3 separate regions of the Homo sapiens genome follow, and all the other regions are linked to region 2. Evidence: chromatin loops called from intact Hi-C (ENCODE). Cell type or tissue: IMR-90. All regions are shown on one strand. Links, peaks and the distances in the headings refer to the core of each region. The heading gives the core; the rest is flanking DNA.

Region 1 (8,102 bases), core at 1,333-6,332, 1.1 Mb after region 2:
CCAAGCAGAAATCTTCAGATACTGTGAAAGCATATTCACATTTCATTACCACAGCTGCCCAGGCAGCTGTATAGAATAGAAATCTATCAGTCATTGATGTTTTTGAAGCACTGACAGGCAGTCTTTAGGGAAAATCAAGTAAAAAGACTAACTCTGAATTAAAAGGTATGCAGATAACCCTCATTTTCATGATGAATAAATTTCAAATAAAGCTACCTAGAAAACACACACACACACAAACACACACACCCCACACATACACACATGTATTTCTCAGTTAATATCAGCAAAAATACACTAAATATGCTAAACCCCTCTGAGACTAGTTTGGTACACTGGCAAAAATAAACAGACTGATTCCAGAGATCATACAGCAGCTGTATGACCCTAAGATATTTGTCTCTCTGAGGGACAAAGAATCAACTGAACCCTAAATGTGCATCCTCCTCATGAGATTGTGTCCATTAAAGCTGATCATTTTAATCAACTTCAGAATCAATATCCATCAGTGAGATAGTATTGGGTGCAGTGTTCGAAGTCTGGCCACTGAAACCAAAATACATGGCCTCAATTAAGAAAAGATTTGATTTGTAGGCTACTTATGGGGAAGAAACAAAAACTCTCTGATATCCTGCCTATTTCTTGGGTCTCCAACCCAAAAGAAAATGCCTTCCCTACATAGCAAAAAGGAAAATAGGCAAATGGTAACCGATTAATAAAATAGGTTAAAATATCCAGAGTAATGAAACTAGATTAATGAACGTGCTAAAATAATTCATCTTGGAAAGGGATAAATGAAGGACTTTATAAAGAAAACCTATTCTTTATATGAGTAAGACCTATGAATTAATCTGGAAAAGTATTAAATTTCTACTCAAGTACAGCATTCCTATGCAAACTTGACTTTATTTCTAAAAAGCCATGCAAATGGAGGGTAAGAACTACTATGTCCAAACTGAGGAACGGCATCCCCACAACCATCTCCCCATCCCTATTTACAACCCCATTTACTTCTCTCACAATTCTCATCTGCATGATGAATAAATTTCAAATAAAACCACCTAAAACACACAGAAACAGAGATCAATAGAATGAAATTTGTCACTTTAAGAAATGTATTCTTTGGACCTGTAAGACAACCAAGTTAGATAGTTCATACACAAATCAAACCATAACTGTGAACTCATTTATATTTTAATAAAATGGGGAGAAACAGAGAGTGTTGAAAGTACACCAAAATATTATCTAGAATGTTTGTTAGTTAATTCAAATGAAAAGCAGCTTGGGTATTAAAGTACATTTTCTTTTTGCCACTGAGTGAATAATTTTAGTCCACAGAAAATGCACAATAATTTTTGTCACTGATCCTGACACCACTAACCGAGAAACTGAGTAATTATATTCCCTAGAATCTGTCCCTATTCCTAGTACTATGCTGGTTATCTGCAAAGGAATATCTCTCCAATGATTTGGATGAATTATATGATAGGGTTTTGTGTTCTGGTATACAGAACTGAAATATGATCTTCAATCTTACACACAGTAATTGCATATGGCAGATTAATGTCAAAGAGGCTTGAAAAAGCTAGGTTCATCATCAGAATTTTCCTCTAGTGCTGAGTTATGACCTAATGTGTTTCCCTGAAGTGTCCCAAAAAGATGAAAGAATATGGTTGGAAATACTATATAGTGCCCATAAAAGAGGTGTTCTTTCCCATCATTCAGAAAAAAGCAAGGAAAAGATTTGCTAAACCATCATTTCCAGATAGCAGTCTATTGCAAGATCATTGAAACTCACCTAGATTATTCTGAGGTAGATCATACTTTGAACGTCATTTTAACATATTGATATGATCAGATACACATACTACCAATGTCTCAAGCCACTCACTCTCTTTGGATGTAGTCATCACACATGGTGACCTAAGAATTTTATGGGTGAGAATAAAGTATTAATGAGGTCACAGTTATGGTATTGATTTCTGTATGAACTATCTAACTGAACTATCTAACTTGGTTCTCTTACAGAACCAAAGACTACATTTCTTTTTTTTTTTTTTTGAGATAGAGTTTCGCTCTTGTTGCCCAGGCTGGAGTGCAATGGCGTGATCTCAGTTCACTGAAACCTCCGCCTCCCGGGTTCAAGTGATTCTCTTGCCTCAGCCTCCTGAGTAGCTGCGATTACAAGTGCATACCACCACACCCAGATAATCTTTTGTATTTTAAGAAGAGATGGGGTTTCACCATGTTGGCCAGACTGGTCTCGAACTCCTGACCTCAGGTGATCTGCCCTCTTCAGCCTCCCAAAGTGCTGGGATTACAGGCGTGAGCCACCGCGCCCGGCCCAAAGACTACATTTCTTAAAGTAACAAATTTCATGCTATTGATCTCAAGATGAACTCGTGTGGGTGGCTCAGTGTAGGCTAGATCCGTGGTTCCTTTATTTGTCTGTGCCTCAAAATTCTTGTTATTTCCATTTTTGCTTTTCTTTTCTTTAGGCCACTCAATCTTCTAAATCCTAATCTCTGAGATGATTCTGATACAGACATTACCAGCACTTGGAAAATATTGGACTGCACTGATCTTCAAGCTGGGGGAAAATCCCCAAAAGGACAAAATGTAGTGGATCAGTCAAGACAGCTTCAGCCCTCATTTGCTTCCCCATCAAAGAGTGATGCTCTCTTTTTCCTAGTTTGGTAACAAAGCTCCTGAAAGAGTTTTCAAGCAACACATAGCTATTTTTCTAGAAATTATGAAGAACCTTCCTGACTAGGCTAAGTGTTCCTTATGTGTACCCTGAGCATACATCTGTCATTAAAATTGCTAAATATATTTTGATGTTCTATCAATGCTTCTATTTCCTGAATTCTCCTATCTTCCAAGAACCTTGAGAAAAGGACAATTTTTAATTCCTCTTAAAGTCTACTATAGAATATGCGCATGTTCTCAGCATATCTTTTTTGTTCTGAAATGAACTAGAATGCTGAGAAGACTCTTTTTTACACACTAGCTCTGACACCTCAAGCAGGTCTTTTTGTCTCTTTGGTCTTCAATTTCCATATGAAGATGCTGTACTAAATGATTTCTCTAGCTTTTTCTGGCTTCCATCACTCTGCTGCTGTGGGAATTGTAATGAATTGACTAAGCTTGGATTCTACTCTTAAGGAAATAAGGATGTTTTCACTTCTTCTTAATCAATTTTTGTTTGACACAGGCCGGATCTGCTTAGTCCAACCACAGAACTGAGCAATATCATAGGAAACTTTTGTTCTACGTGCCAAGAGTCTAAAATATTTGGGTCAACTCTAGAATCTACTGGAGGCATGAATTACACATATTATCTTCCACCTAATGTTGATCAATCATCCATTTGGCTTCACTGAGGTGCACATTACCAGAAACGGTTTTAATGTGTTGTAAAGGAGCTAAAATCTTAATATTGAGGAGGAAAGAGAGAAAAGAGAGTAACTCAAGGACCATTCTGCCAAATCTTTAATGTTGAAATTATCTCTTAATGAGATTGTAAAAAATTCTTTAGTGTCCCTTTCTGAATTTAAGCAGATGCAACCTAAAATTACTTAAATATTTATATTTCTTTCAATGGCTTTAATCCGTTTTGTCACTTAATTGTATAAAGCTATCTTCTACAAAATAGTACTCTGATATTTTGAAATAAATTGATTTTTTAAAATGGACATGGATAAAAAAGCTGCAGATGGGGTTTTATATACAGTTGTTTGCTACATAGATGGAATATTGAATCCTTCACCCATTAAATGTATCCTCACCACAGATTTGCTGCACCTGCTATTTTACATCTCAGTATATTTTATACTGAATATTTATGGTCCTTTCAAAATAATATGGAGAGACACTAAATGGTCAGAAACAGCCCAATGCTGACATCTACTGGATATACAACTGGACAAATTTACTATCAAAAGAATGCCTATATTCTACTTTACACTGTAAAGGTGTAAGAAACAAAGCAAAAGTTACTATGTAATACTTAATAAACATTTCTACTGGTTATGTATAAATTCATATTTTATATCTAAACCAAAGATGCCACTGTATTTCAAAATGGCTAATGTTGGGAGGTTAGACAGTACTGGACTCAGAATCTAAGAGGAAGGGGAAATAAGCTATTATGCTCTGGATGGGGAGGAGCTCAGGAATAATGCACCTTAGCCACTGGTAACATCCTTGAGCTGCTAATCCACCTCTGCAGTAAATGGTCCTTTTCTGCATAAATAGAAAATGTAGCTCCCACCCCCCTCCTCATCTGGTCTTGGGAAATTATGCAAGTCCTATTCTAACTGATCTTTTTTACACCACTATGGTTTCTTTGGCAGATTTTTCTTGGCTTCTTTGGCCCTATTAGGAATTACACATTTATTTTGTCAAGGTATATTCAATTACTATATAAGTTGCTATAATAGGAAAGTCAGACAGACTTGGGTTCAAATTCTGGCTCAGCCTCTTACATATATGTCTGAGTGAATTAGGGAAGTTATTGAATTAGCTAACTAACTACAAAATTTTATGGCAAGTACACTTAGGATATACCCTCAAACATTTTTAAGTACACATTACAGTATTATTAACTATAAACACAATGTTGTACAGACTTGTAAAATTTAGTCATCTTGCATAACTGAAACTTTATATAGGCACACTCTGCTTCTTGTGCTTCACCAATTCCACTTCACAGATATTGAGCTTTTAAAAATGGAAAATTTGTGCCAACCCTGTGTTGAGCAAGTCTATTGGTGCCATTCGTTTCTCCAACAGCACGTTCTCACTTCATCTCTCTGTGTCCTATTTTGGTAATTCTCACAATATTTCAAATGTTTGCATTACTATTCTATCTGTTATGGGGATTTGTGGTCAGTGATCTTTGATGTTACTATTGTAATTCAATTGGGGCATCATGATTCTCACCCATTTAAGATTGCGGACTTTATTGATAAGTGTTGTGTATGTTCTGACTGCTCCACCAACTGGCCATTCGCCCATCGTTCTCCCTCGCAATGGGCCTCTTTATTCCCTGAGACACTACAATATTGAAATTTGGCCAATTAATAACTCTACAATGATCTCTAAGTGTTCCAGTGAAAGGAAGAGCTGTACTCACTCATTTTAGATGATCAAAAGCTAGAAATGATTAAGCTTAGTGAAGAAGGCATTTTGAAAGCCAAGACAGGCTGAAAGCTAGGCCTTTTGTGCTGGTTAGCCCAGCCATTAATGCAAAGGAAAAGTTCTTGAAGGAGATTAAAAGTGCTACTCCAGTGAACACACAAATGATAAGAAAGCAAAACAGTCTTATTGCTGATATAGAGAAAATTTTAGTGGTTTGGATAGAAGATCAATCCAACCACAACATTCCCTTAAATGAAACCCTAATCCAGAACAAAACTCCAACTCTCTTCAATTCTATAAAGCCTGAGAGAGCTGAAGAAGCTGCAAAAGAAAATTTTAAAACAGGAGAAGTTGTTTCACAAGGTTAAAGAAAAGAAGCCATCTCCATAACATAAAAGTGCAAGGTGAAGCAGCAAGTGCTGATGTAGAAGTTGCAGCAAGTTATCCAGGAGATCTAGCTAAGATAATGGATGAAGGCAGCTACACCAAACAAGGGATTTTTACGGTAGAAAAAACAGCTTTCTATTGGAAGAAGATGCCATCTAGGACTTTCATAGCTACAGAGGAGAAGTCAATGCCTGGCTCCAACGCTCCAAAGAAACTGAACTCTCTTGTTAGGGGTTAATGTAGCTAGTGACTTTAAGTTAAAGCCAGTGCTCACTTATCATTCCAAAAATTCCAGGGCCCCTAAGAATTATGCTAAGTCTATTCTGCCTGTGTCCTAGAAATGGAACCACAAGACCTGGATGACAGAACATCTGCTTACAGCATAGTTTATTGAATATTTTAAGCCCACTGTTGAGATGACTGCTTGGGGAAAAAAAAGATTCCTTTCAAAACATTATTGTTCATTGACAATGCACCTAGTTACCCAAGAGCTCTGATGGAGATATAAAAGGAGATGAATGTTGTTTTTATGTCTGCTAACACAGTATCCATTTGGCAGCCCATGGATCAATGAGTAATTTTGAATTTCAAATCTTATTATTTAAAAAATACACTATAAGGAAGGCCATAGTTGCCCTAGATAGAAATTTTTCAGATGGATCTGGGCAAAGTAAATTGTAACCTTTTGGAAAGGAATTTGGAAGGAGTTGATTCCAACCCTCATAGATAACTTTAAGGGGTTCAAGACTTCACTACAGGAAGTAATTGCGGATGGGGTAGAAATAATCAAAGACACAGAATTAGAATTGGAGCCTACCGGGCACGGTGACTTATGTCTGTAATTCCAGCACTTTGGGAGACCAAGGTGAGCGGATCACCTGAAGTCAGGAGTTTCAGACCAGCCTGGCCAACATGGTGAAACCCTGTCTCTACTAAAAATACAAAAATTAGCCAGGCGTGGTGGTGCGTGCCTGTAATCCCAGCTACTTGGGAAGCTGAGGCAGGATAATCACTTGAGCTCAGGAGGTGGAGGTTGCAGTGAGCCGAGACTGTGCCACTGCACTCCAGCCTGGGCGACAGAGTGAGACTCCGTCTTAAAAAAAAAAAAAAGAAGTGGAGCCTGAAGGTATGACTGAATTGCTACAATCTCATGATAAAGCTTAAATGGATGTAGAGTTGCTTCTTTTGGATGAGTAAAGAAAGTAGTTTCTTTAAATGGAAACTACTTCTGGTGAAGATGCTGTGAACATTGTTGAAATAACAACAAAGAATTTAAAGTATTATATAAACATAGTTGATAATGCAGCAGCAAAGTTTGAGAAAATAGACTTTAATTATGAAAGAAGTTCTACTGCTGGTAAAATACTATCAAACAGCATTGCAGCAAACTTCAATTTGTAAACAACATAGTATCTGTGAAGCACAACAAGGCCAAGTATAATAAAACGAGACATGCCCCTAGCTCAGACATGTTTACTTTAAATGGTCAGATTAACATAATCTCTTCTGGTACTGGTTAAGGTTTCTCTCACCTTTCCTTCTCCAAACCAACATAGCCTCTGAATATAAATAATATCTTCAGTGCCCTAATGATAGAGGAAAGAAGAAACCCAAAATTAGAAAATTGTCTTTTGTTCTTTCTTCTAGAACCTTGGCAGCATCCATAAAAATGTTCCTGGCCCCTTATGATTATTTAAAGCCCTTGGAATCTGTTGCTAAAATTCATGACTGGTAAAACTTGGGCTATTTTTCTCAGAATGCTTGAAAACCTCCATGCCTACTCTAATGACTTGGCCCATCCTGGCTCCCACTCATATTACAGAGTATCTAAAATCTCAGCTACATTCTCCATATGGCCACTGTCCAAAGCAGCCTTCTGGCTCTCTACTCTTAGCTCCCTCTGCGTCATCTCTTCTGATTATTCAAGGACATTTTGCATCTTTTTTAATACCATATGAAGCCAAGGGAGATGCCTGGTGTCCAGCCTGCTCTCTACACCACCATTCCTGTTCTCAGCACCCATACACACACCAGTGCTAATGTGAGTGATTTCATTTAGTATCCTCCCAGAAACCCAAATGGAAAAGTAGAGCACAAGCTCTTTTTATTTCAGCTTTCTGTAAAAATTCTATCTGTTGTGTTTATGTACTCTGCTCCCACTTTTCAAGGATGACCTTGATGGGGCAGGTGTGGCACATGGAGAGAAATCACTAACATATGACCTTGTCCCTATTATATTCCATCTACTGCTCTCTTCCTCTGGAACTGAAAGACCTGTGTTTTCTTCCCATTCCTGTCACAGAGAATTCCTCTACATCATACATCCTTTCCTAGTCCTCTTCCAAAGAAAGACTGAAAGTCTATACTAGAAGAAGCCATTGTCCTGAGGAGGAAGAACACAAAAGGAAGGATTTTTTCATATGATATGCCCATGCCTAAGGAAAACTTTTTCTCTTAGAGGGAATTGAGATGGTTACTTTGATTTTAGTCATTAAATGAAACTTTTATCTACACAGTCCAGGAAAAAAAAAATGATATAACTTAAAAACAGACAGGACACAAGGATTAAGACT
Region 2 (8,102 bases), core at 1,806-6,805:
AATGATTTACTTACCCATGAATATCATAACTTACAACAAGAGCAATAAAAATCTCAATAGTTGCTAGAAGTGAACATGGAGTGAAGTGGCAATAGTTTTCTTTCTCCTTAGGGCTATGTTTTAAAGCTATGTTTTCACAATCTTGTGTTAAGAAAACTATATTAACAGTAAAAATTATCACAAATTAAAAATTACAAATTCTAGTCAAGATGTCTTCATAAGTTTACACAGTGAGGTACTTCCCATTTATACAGGCACACACATATACACAGACACACATATATCAATTATAGAAAAAAATATAAAATGCTAAAGGGACAAAATTAACAAGTCATAGTAGAGTCTGAAAATATACAAGATAAACACCTCTGCAATAAAAATCAGAACCTTTTAGGAAATTAAATAAATTACATAATAAAATAAAACAGAATAATTCTTTTGGAGGGTAAGATCTTACATTCATATGTATACATGTGCCATGCTGGTACGCTGCACCCACTAACTCGTCATCTAGCATTAGGTATATCTCCCAATGCTATACATATGTAACTAACCTGCACAATGTGCACATGTACCCTAAAACTTAAAGTATAATAATAATAAAAAAGAAAATTAAAATAAAATGCCACCTTCTCAATCCTGAAAAAAAAAAGATCTTACATTCATCATAGTTCAGTATAAAGTATAAAATTTGATGTTTATTTTTGAACAGAGGTGTTTGAGTTTCTTAGAAATATGTGAGAAAAAATCTTAAATAATAATTATTGGTTTTCCTGGAACCCACTGTAAATTATATAATGAAATATAGTTAAAGCTGTACTTGTTTTCTTACAAGTAGAAAGGTAGAAACTTCAGTTATTTGAAAATGATTTCTACCCATATCTATTGTAACACTGTTCTTTCTTGTTTAAGTACTTAGGTGAAATTTTCAGGGCCATTCTATGGAAATGGCTTGAAGAGCTCTGAAAGTAGAGTAGGTATCTCCGCACTCCTCCAAACATACAAACACACATATACGCTTCTAACTTCTTTGCTTACCCCCAATGCTGATGGTGAATAGATAAGATGCTAAATAAATTATAACTGAATAAATATATGATATTTAAATAGAATGACCCAATAGGCAAATAACTTTTTGCTTTTTTCTTCTTCTTTATGCAATAGCCATTTCCAGAGTGAATAATATGTAGCTGTCACAATATAAAGAAGGCAAATATTTACATGGGTTATTGCCCAAAATAAGCTCACCATTTACTTACACTTTTATTTTGGAAAAAACAACATAAAATGACAATTTCCTTTCAAAGAACTATTAGTTCAATACTTGCTTAAATAAAAGACCCCCTCTCGCCTACTTTACAATAACATTTATAACCAAACTATACATTACAACAATATAGAAGACCTTTGTTAGTGTATAATTGTAATGTTATTTGAGCAAGTCTCCTACAATTTAGGAAGAAATCCTAGAAAGTATTTTGTTGCCGTCAGCCATTAAATTCATTGCATCTGTGGTAACCTGGGCTACTCAACCACATGGCAAGTAAATGTAGAGATTGAACTGATGAGAAGGAGCTCTTTTTGTAGCTATAGAATCCAAATGAGATACTTTTGACAAAAAAATCTGCTTTATTATTTTATTTGAAAAACACAAGATGGTATATATTTTAGAAATATAACTTACAATGAAGTGGTTCTCAACTTGGAGTAATCCCCTTTCCAATCCACAGGACATTTAACAATGCCTGGAGAAATTCTGGGTATCACAACTATTGGCATCTACTGGATAGAGGCCAGGGATGCTGATAAACATTTTCCAAGGCACACAGAAGTCCCCATGCTCCACACACACACACACACACACACACACACACACAAATTACCTGCACCAAAATGTCAAAAGGGCCTAGATTGAGAAACACTTCTGTAGTGGAAGATTCCCCTCCACCAACAAATTTCTGGAACTCTATATTTCTCACCCTGACCTGAAATTCATCAGTATACGTCAGTTTTAGTTGGCAAGGTACTCCAAGCTTAAGGCAGCTTAATTCAAATAGAGAATCAATTATGGACCAAGTTAGAGCGCTATTATTCAGAGGTACAGTTTATAAGGGCTTCCTGACTGCCTCCTTCAGGAAATACAAAGTGATCTCATTAGCTCTTTCCATTAGGTCCTGGGACCCGTCTTGGCTAAAACTTCTCATGCTCACACAGTAATAACATGGTCTGTCGTGGGGTGGGGGAGGGGGGAGGGGGGAGGGATAGCATTAGGAGATATACCTAATGTAAATAATGAGTTAATGGGTGCAGCACACCAACATGGCACATGTATACATATGTAACAAACCTGCGCGTTGTGCACATGTACCCTAGATCTCAAAGTATTAAAACAAAATAACATGAAAGATGAAGCTGGCTTTACTCATTCACTACTAATAAACAAATGTAAACTTCTATTTTTTTCCATTCTAACAATCACAGTTACACTGTTGAATAAAAATCGAGTTTATTAAAGTAAGCAATCTTAAGAAGCTTCCTTATATAACATTACTCTTTCCAACATCCTTAGGGATTCAAAATACAGGTCATAGGGCATGAAAGGCAGGAGTGGAATCAATCTAGATAATGAAATAATCTGCAATCATAATCAGGCTCCACCTTTCTCCTTTTATACTAACTCCCTACTGATTATTACATTTCTTGAAATACTAGAAGTTGAGCTTTTAAAGCGAAAAAAGGTACATCATTATAAAGAAATAATAATTAATTCCAATGTCACTTCCTTAAAATTCTAACCAAAGGAGTAACCCATTATACCCACTCCACTATTTGCCTCTAAAATGTTCTAAACAATGCTATTACTAATTCTTCTATTTCAAAAAATTCTACTAAGGAACTATTTGCTATTTAAGCTTTTTTTTCTCATTTGGTTGTTGTTTGGTTTTGTTTCGATTTTCCCTCAAAAAGAGCCAAGACAATCCGAATTTAAGTCTCTGTTTGTAAGAATTCCAGGACTTCAAAAGCAAATATTAGAAACCACGTAAAAGCCTGTCAGATGTTTTGCCCTTAGAAAGGTTTAGGGAATAGGAAGTCATAAAAGCTTTTAAATTCATTTTCTTTAGTCAGAAGACTAGAAGTATAAGGGTCTGGAGAGGCTGCCCTACCTGACATTCTTGCACTTGCTGTAAATAATAGTGACGTACCTGTAAATACTTTCCCCCATAATCCAGACATCTATACACTAAGTTCAGTCATTGCTTTCTTTAGATGGGTTCTCCAAGAGTTAAGTGTGATCTGTGAATGGTAGTTGAGATAAAAAACTAGAAATAAGGAAAGGAAACTGTCTTTAAAAGAAGTGGCTCCAGTTTCCGTTTACAAGCCTGAAGGGTTGTTGTACATATTAAAACTGCAGCATAGCTCCATCCCTGGTCAAAGAAAACCCTCCTCCTACCACCCCCAACCCACCCCCGTGGACACTGAAGATGTCAGATCTCTGGGAAACAGCAGTCAGAAAAGGATGCTTTTCATAGCTTGTACTAGAAAACACTGGCACCCCCATCCCTGCTTAAAATAGCACTAAACTGAGTCACAATGCAGGAAGCTATACCTTCTGTGTCTCTTCAATAGAATCTAGCTCGTTTCTACTGAAATGCTAAATAATACTGCATAGCTTTGCCCATGTATGTGACATGTCAAGTCTTCTAATCCCCCGTTTGCCCTAGATAATTTTACGCTTTATCCATCAGCGTGCCACGCAAGATAGAAAAATGCAGTTAACAAGATGACAGTGTTACTTAGGTATTTGGCATCGATATTAGTGAGAGTCTGTCATTTCACAATTATTTCCCTAGCATACCAGACGGTAAAGAAAATGTTTTCATTCATCCGCAAATGACTAACATTTTATTGATGTTTCAAAATGCGGTTGAAACTATTGCACTCTCAGTTTCCGAGTCGGTTTTGAGAGTTAAGGCAGAATACTAACATCAGTGACTCCTGACGCAAATGTCTCCGTTAGCTGCCCAGCCTTGGAGTGCCAGTTCAGCAGGGAGGTGTTGCTAGTTAAGGATTCGTCTGTAAGCCAGTCTGGGTGGTCACAGGTGATGGGAACCCTTCCCTTTCCCCATATATCCCCGTGCATGGCGATAAAAATCACTCTGAACACTGCTACCACCAAGCAAAACGACTCCCTGCCTGCCTCGTAAAGAGCTCAGTCTGCGGAGGCAGCCGGATGCTGACCCCTGCAGAGAGTCTTGCTTCGGTGCGCTTTGCCAAATGACCCTGCTAGCATTATGGAAAACGAGTTACGGACGTGTGAGGTTTTGCTTCATTTCCTCCAAAAGAAGAACTGGGATCTGGCAAAGAATATCTTCTTCAAACACTGCTAAAGGGGGATGGGGTGGAGGAAGGGAAAAAGTGTGTGAGGGGGAGGGAGCTTATTTTTTAATTACTTATTTTCCATTTTCACTTCCCCGCTCTGCTTCCCAAACTCCTCGCTGAACAAGATTGATTGGTGTAACTGCTAACGACTCAGCCTCGGTTCTCGCATTGATTTGCAAATGGCCCGGAAAAGCTTAAGGATCTTGAATCTGGAAATGAGTTCAAGAAGGAAAGAAGAAAAAAGAGTAGGGGTGGCCCCACGCCTAGTATCTCCTTCTGCCTTGGGCCAGGGCAGGGCTGAAAACAGCCCGGCGAGCTGCGGAGGGGCTGCTGCGTGGGGAAGCGGAGGTTACCGCTCTGCACCGCGGAGGAGCAAGCCTGTTAACGCGGTGTGGAGGCTGTTAAGAAATACAACCCTGCGACTCGTTAAACCCCTTAACTCTGCCCTGCCTTGACTCGGATGCGCCGATTATTCGGCCTGATAGGCTCAAATGGGTTAAACTGCCTCTTACATAACTGGACCGCCTGGGCTCTACACAATTAAAACACTTGATTGCAGTCTTTTCCCGACTCTACATCCCAGCATGACCCGCCCCGTCCCTCCCAGCGCGCCTGCGTGCCGCGCGTGCACAGGCCCCCGCGCGCACGACACGCTCTCTATCACACACACACTCCATGTTGACCATAAACAATCCCCTACTCACACACACAACTTAGTGTCAACACCCACAGATAAAAGAGGGGCGTCCTGCAATCCATACGGGCCGACCGCCACAAACACGCAAGCTGCTCTGCCGCAAGGCCTTGCACCTCCTCGTGTCCCCGCAAAAAAGCAGCGCCCCGCCACCGTCCCTACCTATTCCCGAGAAAACGCAGAGAGAACTAGTTGGCTGCTCGCTAACTGCAGCGTAGCCACCCAGGCAAGATTAGAAGAAAATAAACAAAAAAACAACTCACAGTCGCCGGCGTCATGATGGCGCCGACCACAACTTGGAGGACTTCAAACTTACGGTGCCTCGAGAGGTAAAACGCACCGGTGAGGGAAGGCAAAGCGCCCCTCAGCTCTCTTCACCCCAGCCCTGACACGGAGACTTTTCTAGCAAAGAATCCCTCTAGCGCTTACGACAGTAAGGAGAGCCTTCATTCTAAGGTGCCTCTCTTTCCCCCTTAGTTTGCATAATTGTGATACAGTTCCTCCTATTTTTTTTTTCGTTGTCTTGCTTTTCTTTTTTTTTTCTTGCTATCTTTTTTCTTTCTTTTTTTATTATTTTTTTAATCCCCCTCCCTTCTCCATCCCCAGTCCCCTGGCGGGGTTGCTAAGGAAACGGCCGCTTGGCAACGCGCGCGAGCCCGGGAGCCGGCGGCCGGCGCAGCGCTCCGCGCTGCTTCTGCTGCTGCTGTTGCTGTTGCTGCTGCTGCTGCTGGGATTGCAGCCGCCGCCGCCGCCGCTCGCCCTGCCTCCTCCCCCGCCGCCGCGCCTCCTCCCTCACTCGCCGGCGCGCTCGCCTCCTCGCTAGATGGTGTGCGAGCCGCCCGAGAATTAGACACACTCCGGACGCGGCCAAAAGCAACCGAGAGGAGGTGTAGTGTGGTGCCAGGGGGAGGGAGGGGAGGGAGGGAGGGAAAGCGAAGAGGAGGAGGGGAGGCAAAAACACCGAAAAACAAAAAGAGAGAAACAACACCCAACAACTGGGGTGGGGGGAAGAAAGAAAGAAAAGAAACCCACCCACCCACCAAAAAAAAAAAAAAAAAAAAAAAAAAAAAAAAATCCTGTGGCGCGCCGCCTGGTTCCCGGGAAGACTCGCCAGCACCAGGGGGTGGGGGAGTGCGAGCTGAAAGCTGCTGGAGAGTGAGCAGCCCTAGCAGGGATGGACATGATGCTGTTGGTGCAGGGTGCTTGTTGCTCGAACCAGTGGCTGGCGGCGGTGCTCCTCAGCCTGTGCTGCCTGCTACCCTCCTGCCTCCCGGCTGGACAGAGTGTGGACTTCCCCTGGGCGGCCGTGGACAACATGATGGTCAGAAAAGGGGACACGGCGGTGCTTAGGTAGGAAGAACGGCGTGCTTTTCGTACTTGTTTCGGTCTATCTTTCTGTCTCTCTTTGAACCCTCTTTGCCTTCTTTATAACACAAGCAATAATGCTGGTGGTGCTCATCATGGAAAGACCACATCCCAAGAATTCCAGGTGCAGATTCTTCCCGGAGCCCCGGCCCGTTTATGCTGGGGCAGGTAGCAAGCTGGACTCGTGATGCTAAAGCACTTTGCCGGAACGCCAAGTAGCCTGGGGATGAGTGAACTGTCAGGTTTAGAAGGAGGGGCAGGTGCCACTTTGAAACTCAATGCACAAGGTCTCTGTTTTACTGTCATGGGGTACTCCTGGAGAGTCTGACAAGTTTATCAGGTTTGTTTCTATTTTACTCCAGCATAAGCGACTCTTTCAAACTGCTGTTCTCTGCTCCCATTTATTTTCCCTCTCACTTGGACACTTAGGCTCGATTTCTTGCTCTTTATCTTTCTTTCCTTTTACCGCTTTCTGTTTTCTTTCTTTTCTCCTTCCTCATTCTCTTATACCATTTTCCCCACCTCCTTGTAACTCTTTTTCCCTCCAATATCTCTTTTCATACCTTTTCTATTTTCTGTTTTTTCCCTCCTTTTTAAAATTTCTTCTCATATTTTCTCATTTTTATCTCCACGACTCTAATTTCTGTTCCTCACATTTAATCCCCTTTCCTCCTCTCTTTTACCCTTTTTTCTTTTTGTCTATTTTTTTTATTCCTCCTTAATGTCCCTATCCTGTGCCCTGTCTTCCCTCTTTTGACTCCCATTTCTCATCCCTCTCCCCATACCGTTTCCCACCCCTGTGGCACACACAGGCATGGTCACTGTTCCCCTCCAGTACCATTTACTCACCCTCATAAATCTTATTTCCATAAACATACTAACTCACATACTCTCACATCCTCACATGCACTGGCACTTCCATGCTGTAAGAACCACTTCCACATTCAGATTGTCTCTCACTGTTTTTAAAAGGCATACTCTCCTTCTCTGTTCCACATTGTCACTCACACATGTGTACACACTGCCTGTCTCACTCGCTGCTCTCACTCTGTCTCTGCTTCTCTCTTTTTCTCTTTCTGTGTCTTTCTATCCCCTTTTTATTCCTACCTTCCTCCCTCCATCAGTCTTCACTTTTACTTATTTTTCTCATTTTCCCTTCTTTCCTCTGAGCTTGAGCTCTGAGGTGGTTTGTCATTAATAAACATCCATACCCTGATTTTACCCCTAAGCAACACTGCAGAGTGGGAGTCTGGGAATATTTTATTTCCTATGAAAATATAAATGGATGATCAGCAAAGCTTAGATCTAAACAAAGCTAAACGCCCTATTCCTTCATTTCTTTCCCATCACCCTCCCTTCTCCCCCTGCCACCCCACCTCACATTTCCCTGAAAGATCTTCTTTTTCTCCACTGGGTGGTAGTTGGCTTGTAAGTCTGGCTTGCACAACATCAGTGTACATGACATGTCTAAGGTGAAAGAGAGTGGGAAATGTTTCTGTTTGAAACATGCAACATATTTAAATTTAATGATGTGGGTGTGGTATATGACTTACACCTTTTGGAACATGCCTATGAGTTCAAATTTGGAATACTATCGTATTTTTTAATATACACTAATACATATGTTTTTAATAATTTCTGTTTTGAATAACAAATGCCACTA
Region 3 (8,102 bases), core at 1,333-6,332, 1.2 Mb after region 2:
AACTGTTCAAACTTTCCACTGTATCATACTACTGCATCTATAATATACCTGTATTATTTTACTTATCACACTAGGATTGCAAAATTGTTTTTACATACCTGCTCCCTTCCTATTCTGTGAGATGAAACAATGTTTCAGTGCTAGGGTATGTTTACACTATGTGTGCGCATATATGTGTCTGTTGTGTGAGTCTGTATTCTAAGTCCTAGCACACAACATACAATAAGTATTTAATAATTGACTTGAACTACATTAAATATGGATTGAGTTAGAGGAAGGTAGAAAGAGAGAGCTATGAGGTTCAGTCATAAGAATTTTATGGCTTATTTCATAAAAGGAGCAGTTCCCTGATTCACACGGAAACATGTTGGAAGTGAAGTTGGCTTAAGGATAGTCTAGGAATTCAGGTGGGGTGGTAGAATCATCAAGGAGGTGGACTTGTGGCCTACTACAATTACAAAATTTGTGTGGAATGGAATATGGTGATATCCAATGGGAAGAGATTGTGAACTTCAGAAAAAGAGAAGCTGTGAATGACAGCTTTCCAGTGAAGAAAAGGCTCTTAAAGTAATAGTAAACCATTAAGAATATGCAGTTTCAACCTTCTCCCCAATGCATGTTCAAGGGAGAAAAAGTCAGTCTCCATTTCACAGACTTACGTGGAAGTTGTACTTTAACTAAAGGAAGTTTTCCTTTAAGTCATCTGAGTGCACCTTTTCAGTCTCCTCCAGCGACCCCTTTCGTTCCACTGCCACTGAAAGCTTTCTACACAGTCCTCTGCCATTCTCACTCTACATCTCTTCTCTGGGCCATGTGAGCCACTCCCACGGCTTCGATCATTACTGGTATCTCCTACTGCTGAACTTTCTGACTCCATTTCTTTTATGAGCGTCAGAACTATTATTTACAATTCTCTTCTGAATGTCTCCAGTGTTTTGCCTACCACTTATGTAAAACTCAAGATGTTAAGAAACGAACTGATTATCTGATATTCAAAACATGTTTTTTTCCTCCCATATTTCCTAGTCCAGTAAATGGCATACTGGCCACTCCATGAGTATAGAAAGAAACAGCCAGCACACTGGTTAAGAGCTTGGATTCTGGAATTAATGAAACAGAATGTGCTCAAATCTGGCCTTCATAAATTACTAACTGTATGGTAATTCTAGACTGTTCAGGCTACTGTAACAAAATACCAGAAGTTGGGTCACTTAAACAACAGACATTGATTTCTCTCAGTTCTGGAGGCTAAGAAGTCCAAGATCAGAGTTCCACCACATTCAGTTTCTGGTGAGGGCCTTCTTTGTGGCTTGCAGAAGCTGCCTTCTTGCTGTGTTCTCACACAGAGCTACTTCTCTGGTCTCTTCTTATAAGGGTACTAGTGCCATCATGAGTACCTTTATGAACTTATCTAAACCTATTTACCTCTTAAAAGCCCCATCTCCAAATGTCATTACATTGAGAGTTAGGGTTTCAACATATGAATTTTGGGGGCACACAATTCAGTCCAAAGCAGTAACCTTGGCAAATTACTTAACTTTTCAGAGATTCATTTTTCTCACCTGTTAGAATCTTCAAAAGCTTGTGAAGAGGATTAAATAAATGCTTATCCAAACCCTCAAAACTAATCATACCAACTAGATCTCTTGAAGCCATTCTTACCTTCTCCCTTTACCTTAGCACGCACCTCTTCCAAGCAACTGATCGCCAAATTGTTACTTCCATTTCTAAAGTGTACCTTAATACGTGCGTTTGTCCATTGTCACTTCCACTGTGCTAGTATAGACCTGAACATATTTCAATCAGACTATTCTTGACTTTGTCTAACCCATCTTTCACACCATTGCCAGAGATAATGTTTTTAAAAATATAAATCTGATCATATCCTTTTTCTTCATTTTCAATTTTTTTTAGTAGCTCCCTGTTTCCTAACTCTCTAGCCAAACTCTCTAGCATCTGATTTTTGCAGTCTTTCTCTGAACTACGTTTCCAGGGCCACTCTACATCATTTCCCACCATTCCTTGTATTTAAAAATGTCATTCTGTGAACATATTCTTCTGCCTTCATGTCTATTTCCTTTACTAAATCCTCACCCCTACTTTTCCCCGAGAATTCCTGCTCAAACTCCAAGACCCAGCTCGAATGTGATTTCCTTTCTGTTATCTTCCCAAAACCCCCAGGTGACATAGGTTGCACCCTCATCTGTTTTCCCACAGGGCTGTATACAAACCTGTCTAGGCTTTATCACACTATAGTATAGTTATTAATTTACTTGTCTATCTTCCCAGCTAGACTCTGAGCACTTCCTCAGAGGCAAGGATAGTGAACTATTTATTCTTGCATTAAAAGTCCATAATACAGTTCCTCGGAAATACTAGTCAGTATATGTAAGATGCTTGATAAATGTTGGTTGAAAGATTGAATAAATAATCTATGTAACTTTAATGGTGCCTGCTGTATATTAATTAAGTTCAAATTTTTCAGGTATAAGTCCAATTTTTCAGGTATATATAAAAAGTAAATCATTAAAACTGGGCATTGAAAGAAGTAGATTATCTACACGTATTTTTCCCAGCTTTAAAATTCTATAATCTTATCGTGAACTGAGCTAAAACTCTTCTCCAGGCATATAGGATTAAAGTCTTGTCTGAGACAGACTAAATTTGTAGATAGGATCTAGTGGGTTGTTTAAGGTATATTCCCAATTTATTCATTACATTAACTTTTATAAACTGTATTTTGTGAATTTTATACCTTTCAATTAAACAAAATTAAATTATATGCAATAGCTGATCTTTCAAAATGGTAACATGGTGAAGAAAGTGTTTTTTTCTGAAACCTTGTCAGCTTGAGTGACATGTGAGTACCCAGCACTAAGCATCTGTTAGGGAAATCTTATTACTCTGTGTCTGTCACTAGAAAATGGGAACAAACGTCGCAAGACCTACATACTTAAAATGTTATGATGTGTTTTTAAAATTGCTTTCCACATAAGGTCTTTTATTTTATTAGAAAATTATAAGCAAACAAGGCTTGTTTAATTGCTTTCAAAGTATAAGCACATTTCACATCAAAATTGTATCACTTTCAACTGCTGACTTGTGTGAGAAAGCTGTCAGGCCCTGGTGCCCAAGAAAATAGTGCACCATGGCAGAAATTTCTTACTGAAGGATATAATGTATGCTCAATTAAACCAATGCAATGTGTGTAATGGTTTACTTCTATCTTAGAACGTACTGCTAGCTTTCTGTTCTGGAATCAGAATTTTCCTAATGCCTGGACTTTTTGTTGAATCCCATGTAAGAAGTGATGCAGTCTTTGAGTTTATATCTCAGGGAAGGTTGGGCTCTTTTTTTCTCCTTTTAACATTCAAAAATTCTCAGATATATTACCTTCTCATTCTGATAATCTATATATACTCTGCTCCCTTTCCATAATTCTCTTAGCTTACTAAATATCTTAGCTAACAATTAAAGAAATTATGCATGAAATGCTAAAAATTATAGCCAGCTTTTCAGAGGAATCAATTGTTGGTTATAGTGCTATTTTTCTTAAAAAACATTGCCAAATCCTTTATTTCTTCAAATATCATAGATATCTATATGTGCTTCAAATGAATGGGAGGTAATAAAATATGATGGAAAAATCCTGGAAAATTCCAACACACCTTATATTGTTTGTTATTTGACAAGTTTATAACAACTTTGCTTCTCTTAGCCAGCAGAGAGCACCCATAGAGGTGGTAGATGATAACTTTTCCACAAAATATCGCAATAAACAGATAACATTTAAGATATATATTTTCATATATATTCTAAGAAAAGATGACTGCTAAACATGAATTCCCCATGATAGAAGGATATTGTATGTTACTAAACTGCCATCTACTGGATTTGTTCACCCAGTACACAATATCATCTATAAATTTGTATTTTTCAAGGAATACATGACTTTTTTTCCCAGCCATTTCCTGACTTTCTTTCTTTCCCTAATTCTAGCAATGTGTGCTTCTAATGACCAGGAGAAAAAATTGCTTCAACTAATTATAGTCCAACCAAAGTCATTCACATCATTTAAGAATTAGATTGATTATTCATAGTGTCATGAGGACGTGTCAATTTGAGACGAGGACGTGTCAATTTGAGACAAGAAGAGGTTTAAAGAGGCTTACACTTTTCAGAGTGCCACCTGTCTCCAAAGGGCACATTCATTAAGAAGCTCCAGGTGCAAGTTGTGGAAGCAAAACAGCATAATGAAGTCCTTTCCCTCCTTGTGCACCTTTTGATTAATAACATCCTCCTTCAGTTCTAGCAGATTGCACACCAGTGTATGCCACAAGAAACCTAAAATGCAAGCCCACTTTTCTATCCTTCTTTGAATAGAGTAAATCACCATTTATCTATGACCAGAATCAAAAGAATTAACAAAATAAGGTATCTGTGGCACAATCTACTTTTATAAGAAAAGAACAGCTAATACGCCGACTGATAATATTTACTTGATAACAATGTATAATATGTGTCACTGATAAAATTCCACCTAATCTATCTTCTCTGTCCTATATTCACACATGGAAATGCAATTGATATTTGGCTGGGTGCAGTGGCTCACACCTGTAATCCCAGCACTTTGGGAGACCAAGGCGGGCAGATTACCTGAGGTCAGGAGTTCGAGACCAGCCTGGCTAACATGGTGAAACCATTTCTACTAAAAATACAAAAAATTAGACGGGCGTGGTGGTGCGCACCTGTAATCCCAACTACTCAGAAGGCTGAGGCAGGAGAATCACTTGAACCTGGAAGGCAGAGATTGCAGCGAGCCGAGATCACGCCATTGCACTCCAGCTTGGTCAAAAAGAGCGAAACTCTGTCTCAAAAAATAAAAATAATAATAATAAAATAAAAAATGGAGAAAATTGGCATTTATTGAGTACTATTTACTAGACTTTTTTTTTTTTTTTTTTTGAGACAGAGTCTTACTCTGTCACCCAGGCTGGAGGGCAGTGACAAGATCTCGACTCACTGCAACCTCCGTCTCCCAGGTTCAAGCGATTCTCCTGCTTCAGCTGCCCATATTTACTAGACATTTTCATGGGCGCTATCACACTTTATCTACACAGCAGCCTGGTAAGGTAAATACCGTTGTCCTCATTGTCATCACTGAATGTGACTGAAGCTCAAAGTGATAATAAGAGCTAACACTTATTGACTACTTAATATTTTCCTGGCATTGCCTTTATTACTTTAGAAAAATTGACACAATTAATTCTCAAGACCACATTATGGAATACATGTTACCACTGTCCTCATTTTATTAGAGGTGACTCCAAGAAGCTAAGTAACCTGCCCAACATTACACAAATAATATGCAATGGAGTCTGGATTTGACCCGAGCAAACTGGTTTCAATGCCTGTACCTGTCAACTTCAACATTATGCTGTTTATGAGTGTGTGTGTGTGTGTGTGTGTGTGTGTGTGTGTGTATACTTCAGTATTAGATGGGCTATATTATTGTTTTGTTTCTGAAAATTGGTAATTGTGTATTTATTGTCAGGCATTTTACATGTATTATCCATTAGAAATACACACATATATGTAATATTTTCCCCATCTTACTTTGATAAAACTGAATTTTGGAGAATAACAATAATAAGAATAATCACAGTAAACACATTACACATATCACATGCTAGATACTCTTCATGAGAAGAGTTTTAAACATAGTACATATTTAATACTGACAACAACAATATAATGCACTGTTATCACTATTATACAGGTGAGGAAAAAGAAAGGTAGCACCTTGACCAAAGTCGCAAGGCTAGCAGAAAGCAGTGCAAGAAATCTAGTTCCAGACTCATGATTTTATCCACTACTCTAGACTTTGAAACAATTTAGAATAGTCATTCCTTGTTTATTGCAGCAAATGTTTGCAACACGCCTTAACTATAATAGCATTCATCACAATCAAACATTTTGTTGCATACCAAGTAAAATAATTATGCACATTTGGTAAAGAGTAAGAAGGAATCAAGCCTGTACAGTTTCACATTGGTCAGGCTTATGCATAGTTTCAATAATGGTAAAAATAAAATTCCTCTCTTCATTTATCCTACAAACATCGAGCATTAACCTTGTTCCAGGTGCTTGGGTAGTGAGAATAATGTTTATTTTATTCTGCGAAGAATTGGAGATACATAAAAACAAATAGGTAATTGCAACATAAAAGGATAATTGCTAAGAAGAAGTTTTGCTTCCTAAATCAAAGCCAAAGCTACAAAACACTTTATGTTACCTGGTTTCATGGCTCCAAACGAGGTCATACACAGGGCAAAACTAGGAAAAGAATAAAAAGACAGAAGAACATTCTTTCATAAATACATAAAATAAGGTGCTTAAAATTGTTATAATAGTTGCAATTTTATTTTAAATTCTGTTAACGTTTATGTCTGAATCACAAGTGGAAGTTCAAAATAGCTTTATGATATATGTATTCCTTGTTTCACATCTGATATTTTTCTTTGAGTACTACTCCTTCCTAGTGGGTTTGCCTGGTCCTGAGTTCCCAGGTCCTCCCAGTCTGGCTCATGCCAAATTCAAGCTATCATATTAATCAGAATTTTTAGTTGCAGGTGACAGAACCCCAGTGCAATGTAGCTTAAGCCAAAAGAAAGTGTGCTGACATGACTTAGGTGACTGGGAAGTCCAAGAGATAAGCATGCCTCAGATAGAGCTATATTCAGGGATACAAATGCTATATTCAGAGTTCACTTTTTTCCCTCGTCCCACTTCTTTCTCTTTAATTCTCTCCATCTATCAGCTCTTATTGTATCTACTTGACTTCCTTTTGTGGGTAAACTTTCTCTATATAGGTGGGTCTCACATTCACATATACCAGATCAGCAACTCTAATGAAGAAAAAACTTCTCTTTCCCAATAATCCTAAATGAATCCTCGGGAATATTCTGATTGGCCTTGCCTGGTTCATATATTCAGTTTTCAGACAATCACCATGATTAGGTGAGCTAACACACAGAATTTGATGCTCGAAAAGGACTCACAAAAATCAGAAATAGCATCAAGCTTTCCTAATAATTTCAGGAGTACAGGCAATCAAGAGGCAAAGACAGAGCAGAGAAAGTCTGGGACATTCTGTGTGGCTTTGCCAGATGCTTCCTATCCACTGACCCCCAGTGATTGACTAGGTCTCTGTACGTAGTTTTGCTGATTATTACCTTACAGAGTAGAGGCGTGTAATTTATAATACATCTCCATTTTATACCTCAGAATGTTATAAAATGGCATGCCATTACAAGACATTCTTCAGAGAAGCCATCCATGTCCCCATAAATCAATAGATTCCAGATTTATTTACTAGAAGTAATCCTTATCCAGGGAGATCCTGCTAAGGGCTTTCTGTAGAAAGATCTCCTTCTGTCTAAAATCATTATTCTATTTATTAGGGTGTCTAGTCAGAAAGGAGATTAGAATAGATTACCTGCCTTCCTTTCTTTTTCCTAGTGGTGCCCCCATAGGAAAGGAAGTTAATGGTCCACAGGGCTAGCTGCTTTACTCCTTCCCCCCATCAGGAGACTGGACATTCTGACTGAACATCTTGAGACAAGAATCTCAAACTGTGCTCGGGGGTAAAGGAAGAACCATGATTGACAGGCCCCCAGAAGCACCTGGACTGTGAGATGGCGATAGAAAAGCACGTTGAGTAGATATAAACTGCGAGTGCTCTTGTTTATCATACTGTTCCCGTCCAGACAAGAGACTTTTAAGAGTTCTAATGATGCTATAACTTTCCTGTTCCTAAACTTTGTCTATTTCTCTCTGGTTTCTAACTGTGAAAAACTCTTCAGCTATGTTCTGTGACTCACAGATCACAGCAAAAGAACAAATAGTGACAGCAAAGAATGGAAACAACTATGCCAAATCTTGGAGCCCGCAGGAAAGAAATGCAAAAGAATGCTGAGTAGGGCCTCACAATGAACCCTTAAGAGGAGAAAGAATATCCCAAGGGTTTTCCATCTAGGCTTATGTCCTCATAACCATTTTCTTACAGAAATCTAAAGTTCTAACATAGCAAATGAATTTCT

What was found. Hi-C counts contacts between places; a loop is a spot of excess contacts. Peaks named below come from ENCODE experiments on the same cell type or tissue, not always from the same donor. Only the 100,000 strongest peaks of a DNase experiment are listed, where the experiment ranks them.
Region 1: it touches region 2 in a loop (6-fold over the local background); 3 of 110 quality-filtered maps call a loop at or near these places.
Region 3: it touches region 2 in a loop (8-fold over the local background); 4 of 110 quality-filtered maps call a loop at or near these places.

What each region holds. Positions count from the first base shown.
Region 1 is chr1:71,192,688-71,200,789 of GRCh38, reverse strand. All of the region lies in intron 2 of ZRANB2-DT (ZRANB2 divergent transcript), which reads right to left. Among named protein-coding and RNA genes, the nearest start is that of ZRANB2-DT, 120 kb to the right of the region's middle. In IMR-90, for the core only: a CTCF peak has its summit at 3,898 (motif pointing left); no DNase peak of the experiment used is centred there.
Region 2 is chr1:72,280,641-72,288,742 of GRCh38, reverse strand. NEGR1 (neuronal growth regulator 1) reads left to right here and starts at 6,204. Exons shown (of 7, transcript NM_173808.3): 1 at 6,204-6,424. The coding sequence starts at 6,249. LOC105378797 (a long non-coding RNA gene) reads right to left here and starts at 5,809. Exons shown (of 6, transcript XR_947506.3): 1 at 5,338-5,809. RefSeq lists an enhancer at 3,187-4,386 and silencers at 5,768-5,857, 5,958-6,017. In IMR-90, for the core only: CTCF peaks have their summits at 3,438 and 4,250; DNase peaks (open chromatin) are centred at 3,822, 4,902, 5,842 and 6,242; H3K4me3 peaks cover 3,869 bases; H3K27ac peaks cover 3,318 bases.
Region 3 is chr1:71,089,898-71,097,999 of GRCh38, reverse strand. ZRANB2-DT (ZRANB2 divergent transcript) reads right to left here. Exons shown (of 4, transcript NR_046217.1): 2 at 6,296-6,336. Among named protein-coding and RNA genes, the nearest start is that of ZRANB2-DT, 13 kb to the right of the region's middle. In IMR-90, for the core only: a CTCF peak has its summit at 3,888 (motif pointing left); no DNase peak of the experiment used is centred there.